Regions from separate parts of the Homo sapiens genome. Here region 1 is linked to region 2. A link is an interaction called in ENCODE POLR2A ChIA-PET data of the cell type or tissue named here. Cell type or tissue: A673. All regions are shown on one strand. Each heading gives the region's core, and the rest is flanking DNA. Links, peaks and the distances in the headings are about the cores only. Region 1 overlaps ZNF143 (zinc finger protein 143). Region 2 overlaps DENND5A (DENN domain containing 5A).

The links. Peaks named below come from ENCODE experiments on the same cell type or tissue, not always from the same donor. Only the 100,000 strongest peaks of a DNase experiment are listed, where the experiment ranks them.
Region 1: POLR2A ChIA-PET joins it to region 2 with 5 read pairs; 13 of 35 experiments call an interaction of 5 or more read pairs at or near these places.

The regions. Positions count from the first base shown.
Region 1 is chr11:9,471,198-9,475,595 of GRCh38, forward strand. It overlaps ZNF143 (zinc finger protein 143), which reads left to right. Exons shown (of 16, transcript NM_003442.6): 2 at 105-223; 3 at 1,480-1,572; 4 at 2,744-2,827; 5 at 3,353-3,436. The coding sequence starts at 112. Among named protein-coding and RNA genes, the nearest start is that of ZNF143, 12 kb to the left of the region's middle. In A673, for the core only: no CTCF peak of the experiment used is centred there; a DNase peak (open chromatin) is centred at 2,394.
Region 2 is chr11:9,159,169-9,163,566 of GRCh38, forward strand. It overlaps DENND5A (DENN domain containing 5A), which reads right to left. Exons shown (of 23, transcript NM_015213.4): 12 at 1,545-1,697. Among named protein-coding and RNA genes, the nearest start is that of SCUBE2, 70 kb to the left of the region's middle. In A673, for the core only: no CTCF peak of the experiment used is centred there; no DNase peak of the experiment used is centred there; H3K27ac peaks cover 691 bases.

The DNA of each region.
Region 1 (4,398 bases), core at 320-4,319, 310 kb after region 2:
ACCATTACATCCTCAGCAGCTTTTTGTGGTTCATAAATATTCTTTGTAACTTTCATTTCACATGTATCATTCTTTGTTCCCAAGTGTCTTTATTTTTCTTCAAGGTAGAAGATGTTGTTAGCCCAAATAAATCGAGATTCTCAGGGAATGACAGAGTTTCCTGGAGGAGGGATGGAGGCGCAACATGTTACGCTGTGCTTGACAGAGGCAGTCACCGTGGCAGGTGAGCAGTTGTGTTTGAAGGGATGCGTTTGAAAATATCATTTATCTTAAAAGAAAAAAAATTTACAACTTCCTAGTTCCTGATTTAGCAGAAAACAATATAAACCTAGGTCTTTTTATGAGGTGTTTTGGTGTTTTTTTTTTTGAAACGGGACGGAGTTTTACTCTTGTCGCCCAGGCTGGAGTGCGATGGTCTGCTCTCGGCTCACTGCAACCTCTGCCTCCCAAGTCCAAGTGATTCTCCTGCCTCAGCCTCCCGAGTAGCTGGGATTACAGGCATGTGCCACCACGTCCGGCTAATTTTGTATTTTTAGTAGAGACGGGGTTTCACCACGTTGGCCAGGCTGGTCTCAAACTCCTGACCTCAGGTAATCAACCTGCTTCGGCCTCCCAAAGTGCTGGGATTACAGGCATGAGCCATTGCGCCCAGCCTCTATGTGTATTTTTTATCTTGGTGTGGGTACAGGAGGGCAGGGAATTTTTTTTTTCTTTTTCTTTTTCTTTTCTTTTCTTTTGTTTTTTTTTTTTGAGACAAGGTCTTGCTTTATCGCCCAGGCTGGAGTGCAGTGGTATGATCACGGCTCACTGTAGCCTCAGCCTTCTGGCTTAAGACATCCTGTCACCTCAGCCTCCCAAGTAGCTGAGACTACAGGCACCCACCAGCGTGCCCAGCTAATTATTTTATTTTTAGTAGAGACAGGGTTTCACCATGTTGCCCAGGCTGGTCTCAAACTCCTGGGCTCAAGCCATCCACCCACCTCAGCCTCCAAAAGTGCTGGGATTACAGGCATGAGCCATTGTTCCCAGCCTGTTTTTGGTAAGTGCTAAATCTCACTTTTTTTCTTTTTTTTGAGACGGAGTCTGGCTCTGTCGCCCAGGCTGGAGGGCAGTGGCACAATCTCGGCTCACTGCAACCTCTGCCTCCTGGGTTCAAGCGATTCTTCTGCCTCAGCCTCCCAAGTAGCTGGGACTACAAGGTGCATGCCACCGCGCCCGACTAATTTTTATATTTTTAGTAGAGACGGGGTTTCACCTCATTGGCCAGGCTGGTGTCGAACTTCTGACCTCATGATCCACTTGCCTTGGCCTCCCAAAGTGCCGTGATTACAGGCGTGAGCCACTGCACCCGGCCGCTAAATCTCATTTTGAGTCTGAGTTAAGCAGTTTACCTTTTTTCTGATCTTTATTTGAAAAAAAAATTAATCAGCATGTCCATATGCTAGCTGTCTAAAGAAAATATTGATTTTTTTGTAATAGATGGTGACAACTTAGAAAATATGGAAGGCGTAAGCTTGCAAGCAGTAACACTTGCAGATGGTTCTACTGCTTACATACAACACAATTCTAAAGGTATGTGCCTCACATATGGCTGATTGGTTAATACCAGTGATTTATAACCTGTGAGTTGGAGCACCTAGAAGCTATACCACCTTTCCTATGTCTCCTAAAGATGCTGTATTGCATATGATGATTTTAAGTCATTTCAGTTTAATTCTTTTTTTTTTTTTTTTTATAATTTGGAATAGTCCTTTGAGATATTTGGAAGATACCCTGGGATATCAAAATTAGTGGGAGAGAGGAGAGCAGGGAGTATGTCTTACTATTTTCTAGTAAGACCTTTCTTGCTTCTTTACCTTGGGTCATTATTTCGTATTTTTACCAAATACCTGTAAGAGTAAAGACATTTGGGGCCGGGCATGGTGGTTCACGCCTGTAATCCCAACGCTTTGGAAGGCCGAGGCGGGCAGATCACCTGAGGTCGGGAGTTCGAGACCAGCCTGACCAACATGGAGAAACCGTTTTCTGTAATAAAAATACAAAATTAGCTGGGCATGGTGGCGCATGCCTGTAATCCCAGCTACTCAGGAGGCTGAGGCAGGAGAGTCGCTTGAACCCGGGAGGCAGAGGTTGCAGTGAGCCGAGATCACGCCATTGCACTCCGGCCTGGGCAACTAGAGCAAAACTCTGTCTCAAAAAAAAAAAAAAAAGACATTTGGTTTTGCTTATCTGACATTGTCTCTGAATTAGTGTTTGCTTTGCTCCAGGAAACAGCCAAGTCCTCAAAAACTCTTTGTTTCTATGGAAACCTACTGAGCACATGCATACATAAACAGGGGTCTTATAGCCCTCAGGGATGAGAATGACAGATGATCTCACATACACTGACATAATCTGTCTGTCTTCCCAGCTTCAACTCCCCACTGGTCATGGTCACTGATTCTAAGTGACTCTGAAAGGTATAAAGCAGTCCAACTCATGTAGCCTGCTGTGATGAGCCACTCTTCCTCTTGACCTCATCTAATTGAAAATTGCAGGGGAGGAAGGATGGCTGAGGGAGGATTTTCTGCTTTCTGTAGGATCACTGGATGTGTTATTGAATTGCCTCAGAACATTGAGGGAAGAATCAAGATGAACACGAGCTTAAGTTGTGTATGTTTTTATAGTTGATATCATTTTGAAATTGTATAAAGTTTAAAATTTTTGTTTGTGCCAATTTATTGTCTTGAATCTTTTGTTATAGATGCAAAACTCATAGATGGCCAGGTCATTCAGTTGGAAGATGGTTCTGCGGCCTATGTTCAACATGTACCCATACCTAAAAGTAGTAAGTATTTAAGATAACAGCACGGGAAACCATTTTAATTCTCAGCTTTTAGTATTTGCTACCTGCAGCTCCCTCTTACTACCTAAACTTGGTCTTGTTCTCAAGTCCTCCTTCTGTAAAGGGAGATTATAGATGCCACAGAGTGGATCTTAACCAAGACTTTCTCGTAAAGATAATGGAAAAGAAGTTACTGGACTGCACTGTGGAGATAAATGAGTAACAGTCCTGAGTGAATGTTTCTGTTTTTTGAGCTGAATCTTACATGTCTCTCATTTTCTTCATTTTTCCCCTTCTTTCAACTCTCTTTAATACTGGTGTATATTTCTAAAACCAATATTCTAATGTCTTTTTACCTTTAAACACTGACGCAGGGAAGCTTTACTGAACTTACTTAAATGTTCAAAGACTCATGAAGCAAGTATAGATTGTTATAATGTGTTAATGGTTTATTGACTCTTGTTGCTAAGTGAGTTAATTGGAATGTGCTAGAAAACATGAGATCTAAATGTAAGCATTGTTCTTGAGCAGGGGACAGTTTGCGTCTAGAGGATGGTCAAGCAGTACAGTTAGAAGATGGTACCACAGCATTTATTCACCACACCTCCAAAGGTAAAATAACTTTGAAAGTATGAATAAAATAAGGGAGAAGTGGGAGTGGTGGGGGAAAGAAGACCTGTGTTTAGCTTCTGAATTGTTGTCATGGGAAAGAATTGTATTTATTCATTAAAGTACAAGGTGGCAGATTTAAGCATGATTTAAGGAAAAATTTTCCTACAATTTGAGCTGTCCAGTGACAAGCTGGAACAGCAAACCAAATGACTGGTCCCTGGAAGACTTAAAGTAGAGGCCACATTTTGTTTTTTTGGTTGGCTTTTGTTCTAAGAGACAGGGTCTCACTCTGTTGCCAGGCTGGATTGTGGTGGCACAAGCACAGCTCACTGCAGCCTCAAACTCCTGGGCTCAGGGATCCTCCTGCCTCAGCCTCCTGAATAGCTGGGACTACAGGTGCATGCTGCCTCTCCCAGCTAGTTTTTTCATTTTTTGTAGAGACAGGGTCTTACTCTGTTGCCAGGCTAATCTCAAACTCCTGGCCTCAAGCCAGCCTCCCAAAGTGCTGGGATTATAGGCGTTAGCTACTGCACCCAGCCTTAATTTCATATTTTAAAAGCAGCCTTGGCTCCTTTTTTAAATGATTCAGAAATAAAATCACAATGTAACATTGAAATGGTTAACTTCATATTTTATTCATTTCTGTATTTTAGAGATAAGATCTTTGTTAGGCTAGAGTGCAGTGGTACAATCATAGCTCACTATAGCCCTGAATTCCTGGGCTCAAGGGGCTTTCCTGCCTCAGCCTCCTGAGCAGCTAGGACTACACGTGTGTGTCACCACAGCCAGCTGATTTTTAAATTTTTATTTTCTGATTAATTTTTTTTGTTAAATATAGGGTCTTGCTATGTTGCTCAGGCTGGTCCTGAACTCCTGGCCTCAAGCAGTCCTCCTGCTCCGACCTCCCAAAGCAGTGGGGTCACAGACATGAACCACTTTGCCTAACCTATTTCTTCCTCTTA
Region 2 (4,398 bases), core at 253-4,252:
CATGTAGGTACTTTATTCCCTTTATTGCTCAATAATATTCCAATGTATTATACCAAATTTAGGTCACCCACTCATCAGCTGATAAATATCTGGGTCATAATAGCCACATAAGATGACACTATTATGACTAATGCTGCTATGAACTTTTTTTTCTTTTTTTTTTTTTTTTGAGACAGAGTTTCACTCTTGTTGCCTAGGCTGGAGTGCAATGGTGCAATCTTGGCTCACTGCAACCTCTGCCTCCTGGGTTCAAGCGATCCTCCTGCCTCAGCCTCCCAAGCAGCTGGGATTACAGGCATGCACCACCACCTGGCTAATTTTGTATTTTTGGTAGAGACGGGGTTTCACCATGTTGATCAAGCTGGTCTCAAACTCCTGACCTCAAGTGATCCACCTGTCTTGGCCTCCCAAAGTGCTGGGATTACAGGTGTGAGCCACTGCGCCTGGCCTGCTATGAACATTTGTATACAAGTTTTTGTGTAGACATATGTTTTCACTTATCTTGAGTATGTATCTAGAAGTGGGCTTGCTAGGTCATATAAGAACTGTTTAACATTTTGAGGAACTGCCAGACTGTTTTCCAAAGTGGCTGCACCATTTTACATTCCCATCAGCAATGTATGAAAGTTCCCATTTCTCCACATCCTTAACACTTGTTACTTATTTTAACTACTCCAGTGGATGTGAAATAGTATCTCATTGTGGTTCCACTGGGTTTTTAAATATACAGCTATATACGCATGGGCATATGTACACAGAAGAATGCTCTGAAGAACATGTGTGGAAGATTGTTGCTATACCCATTAGAATGACACAGGAAGGCAAGAGATCTTGGTCTGTTTTGTTCACTGAGGTATTTCTAGTGCCTACAACAGTACCTGACATAGTAGGCCCTTGAGAAATACCAATGGATACTAATATGTATTTTCTAATTTTTCCATGATAAAACTTCTTTTCAAAAAATTTCAAGTTATTTTCAAATTTAAAAATACATAAAAATAAAAGGTATCTATCTTGACTACCAATTGAAAACAGAGTATTTTGAAATAAGGAAATTCTCTGGGTATTAAGTGGAAAAATCAAACTTACTCAACTTCCTGAGGCCTTCTCTCAAATGTTTAGTTAAACCATCTGCATACAAAAGAAATGTTAATGACAGACTTTTTTTCCACTGTGAATATATGATTAGTGAAGAACCTTTAGTGTATGACTGGTACTTCCTGAGCTCCAACTTCTCTCTTTCTGGTCTATCTCTAGACTAGGGCCAGCTGCCAAACAGGACCTATCAGGTTGGCCTTCAGCTCTACCCCCAGGAAGAAAGATGCCTCTTTTTAAAAGTCTGACAAACACACAGATTTATAAAGCCTATCTTTAAGGAAAATAGTTTGGATCACATTTATTTAATTGTTTATTTCAAATCTCACTCCAGGGCACTGTGCACCATTCTTCAAAGCCAGTCAGCTGGACAAAAAGAGTGTGGGAAAGCTAGTAACTGAAAACAGGAAGACAATTTGCTCAGCAATGAGAGGCAAGACATACATTACCTGTTTCACTTGTAGTCCATGACTCCAGATCCTTTCCAGGAGATCACAAAGGCTGGCAATCAGGGTGTTCTCTTCCACCCCTGTGATGTTCACCTCCCCATGCCCTAGCTCCACAGCTTCTCGGCCCATCTTTTCCACCAGCATCCTCTTGGTCTACAAGGAAGCAGTCAACAGGATTAAATAACCACAGTGAGCAGGATTACATACAACCGGAGAGGGTTCTGACAGCCTGCACAGTACATCTGTTGGGCTGGGAAGGACAGGATGAATTAGCCCCAAGGACACAGAATATATTTATACCCATGTAGGTCAGGTTACAAGGGAGTGCATGCTTTAAAAATTTAGTTAAGAAAGGCCAGGTGTGGTAGCTCACACCTGTAATCCCAGCACTCTGGGAGGCCTAGTTGGGCGGATCACAAGGTCAGGAGATCGAGACCATCCTGGCTAACACGGTGAAACCCCGTCTCTATTAAAAATACAAAAAAATTAGCCAGGTGTGGTGGCGGGCGCCTGTGGTCCCAGCTACTCAGGAGGCTGAAGCAGGAGAATGGCGTCAACCAAGGAAGCGTAGCTTGCAGCAAGCTGAGATCGCGCCACTGCACTCCAGCCTGGGCAACAGAGCGAGACTCCGTCTCAAAAAAAAAAAAATATGTAGTTAAGGAAAGGATAAGAACACAGCAATCTTTATGACTCCTGGCCAGTGATTTCATCACTCTGTATTCAGTTTTTGCATTTATGCAAGAAACAAATAAACCCTTCAGTCATGCTTATCTCTGACATTGTCTGATTCCCACTGCTTAAATGACCCTACCAAACAAACCTTTGAGCATACATACAACTTAGAAACATATCTGAAATAACTGTCAAGGGGACAAAAATTGAGGAGGTAATTTATTTTACATAAAAATTTTCAACTGCTTATTGTAAGATCATAACCAAGAAAACACATACTGCATAATGATAATCACAGTTTTTATTAAGTACTATGTCAGGCATTGTACTTAGCATTTCATTATCTCATTTAAGCCTCCTAACAATCTGAGGTAACTATTATTATTGTTCCCAATTTACCAATACGGAAATTGAGAAATACAGTAATCAATATACTAAATTTAAACATAGTATAAAACAATATAGTATATTTATAGTCTAAGTATAGTTTAATTCTCTTAAGTAACTTGCCCAAAATCTATACGTAATATAGCACTCTATTAAATTATATATATATATATATTGTCCAAAATGAAACAGCAAAGTAGCAATAGATCTGGCCTTTGAACCCATATCTGCCTGAACTTTGAGTCCAAGTTCAAAAGTAAGATTTAACTATGCTATAAATTTGTGATATATAAAAATCTAAGAAAAGGAAAACAAATCACCCCAATCCTACTTTTCAGAAGCAACAACTCTTAATATTTTGGCATATTTCTTTCCACTGTTAGTTTTTAACCTTCTTATTGTGAAATATATAATATATATATGCTATTACATCATTATGACCAGCGCCAGGCCAGTTCCTTCTTTTTTTTTTTTTTTTTTTTTTGAGATGGAGTTTCGCTCTTGTTGCCCAGGCTGGAGTGCAATGGCACAATCTCGGCTCACTGCAACCTCCGCCTCCCCGGTTCAAGCAAATTCTCCAGCCTCAGCCTCCCGAGTAGCTGGGATTACAGGCATGCACCACCACGCCTGGCTAATTTTGTATTTTTAGTAGAGATGGGGTTTCTCCATGTTGGTCAGGCTGGTCTCAAACTCCCGACCTCAAGTGATCTGCCCACCTCAGCCTCCCAAAGTGCTGGGATTACAGGCATGAGCCACTGCGCCTGGCCAGTATTTTATTTATAAATACTGTCTGTTTATATCTTTGAAGCACCCTACGTGCCCTCTTCCATTCACCTTCCCACTCTAGAAGTGACCACTTACCCAACGAAACTACAGAAAAGCAAGAAAATTATTACCTATATTTTTAACCCTAAAATATATGGTTTGGTTTGCCTGTATGTATCTTTAAGACAGGGTCTCTCTCTGTTGCCTAGACTGGAGTGCAGTGGCTCGATCATGGTTCACGTAGCCTCAGCTTCCCAGATTCAACTGATCATCCCACCTCAGCCCCCGCAGTAGCTGGGACTATAGGCATGCATGTTTCTTTTGTGATTTTTTTTTTTTTTTTTTCTTTAAGAAACTGGGTCTCAGCATGTTGCCCTGGCTGGAACCGAACTCCCAGGCTCAAGCAATCCCCCCACCTCAGCCTCCCAAGTAGCTGGGATCACAGGTGTGTGCTGATACTCCTGGCTTCTGATTTGCTTTTTCACTCGTTTATATTTGTGAAATTCATCCACACTGATGTGTATAACTGTTATCCATTTCCATTGTTGTATAGCATTCCACCACATGAATACACCACAATATACTTATTAATTCTCTTACTGATTGGCTTTCTCAACTGATTGGTTGTTTCCAGTTTGGGGCTATTAAAAGAATGCTGCTGTAAACTTCTTGTACATATCTCTTGGGACATGCTCCAAAAGTTTCTCTAGGGAATATACCTAGGAGAAGAATTACTAAACAATACTATGCTGTTTTCCAAAATCATCATACCAATTTATACTTTCAACAGCCTGTTGCCTCACGTGCAAGCCAATACTTTGTGATGTTACATTGATTACTATATTTCTTCAATTCTAGATGTATATTTTCCCACATATTAACATGTCTAAAATTGATATGTATTTCACAGTCATCATTGGCTAGGAATAGGAAGTTGTCACAGCCAGGTCATGCATCTCATGACTTAAGAATTTTGACAGTCCAGGCCAGTTGTGCAGTGCCTCAAACCTGTAATCCCAGCACTTTGGAG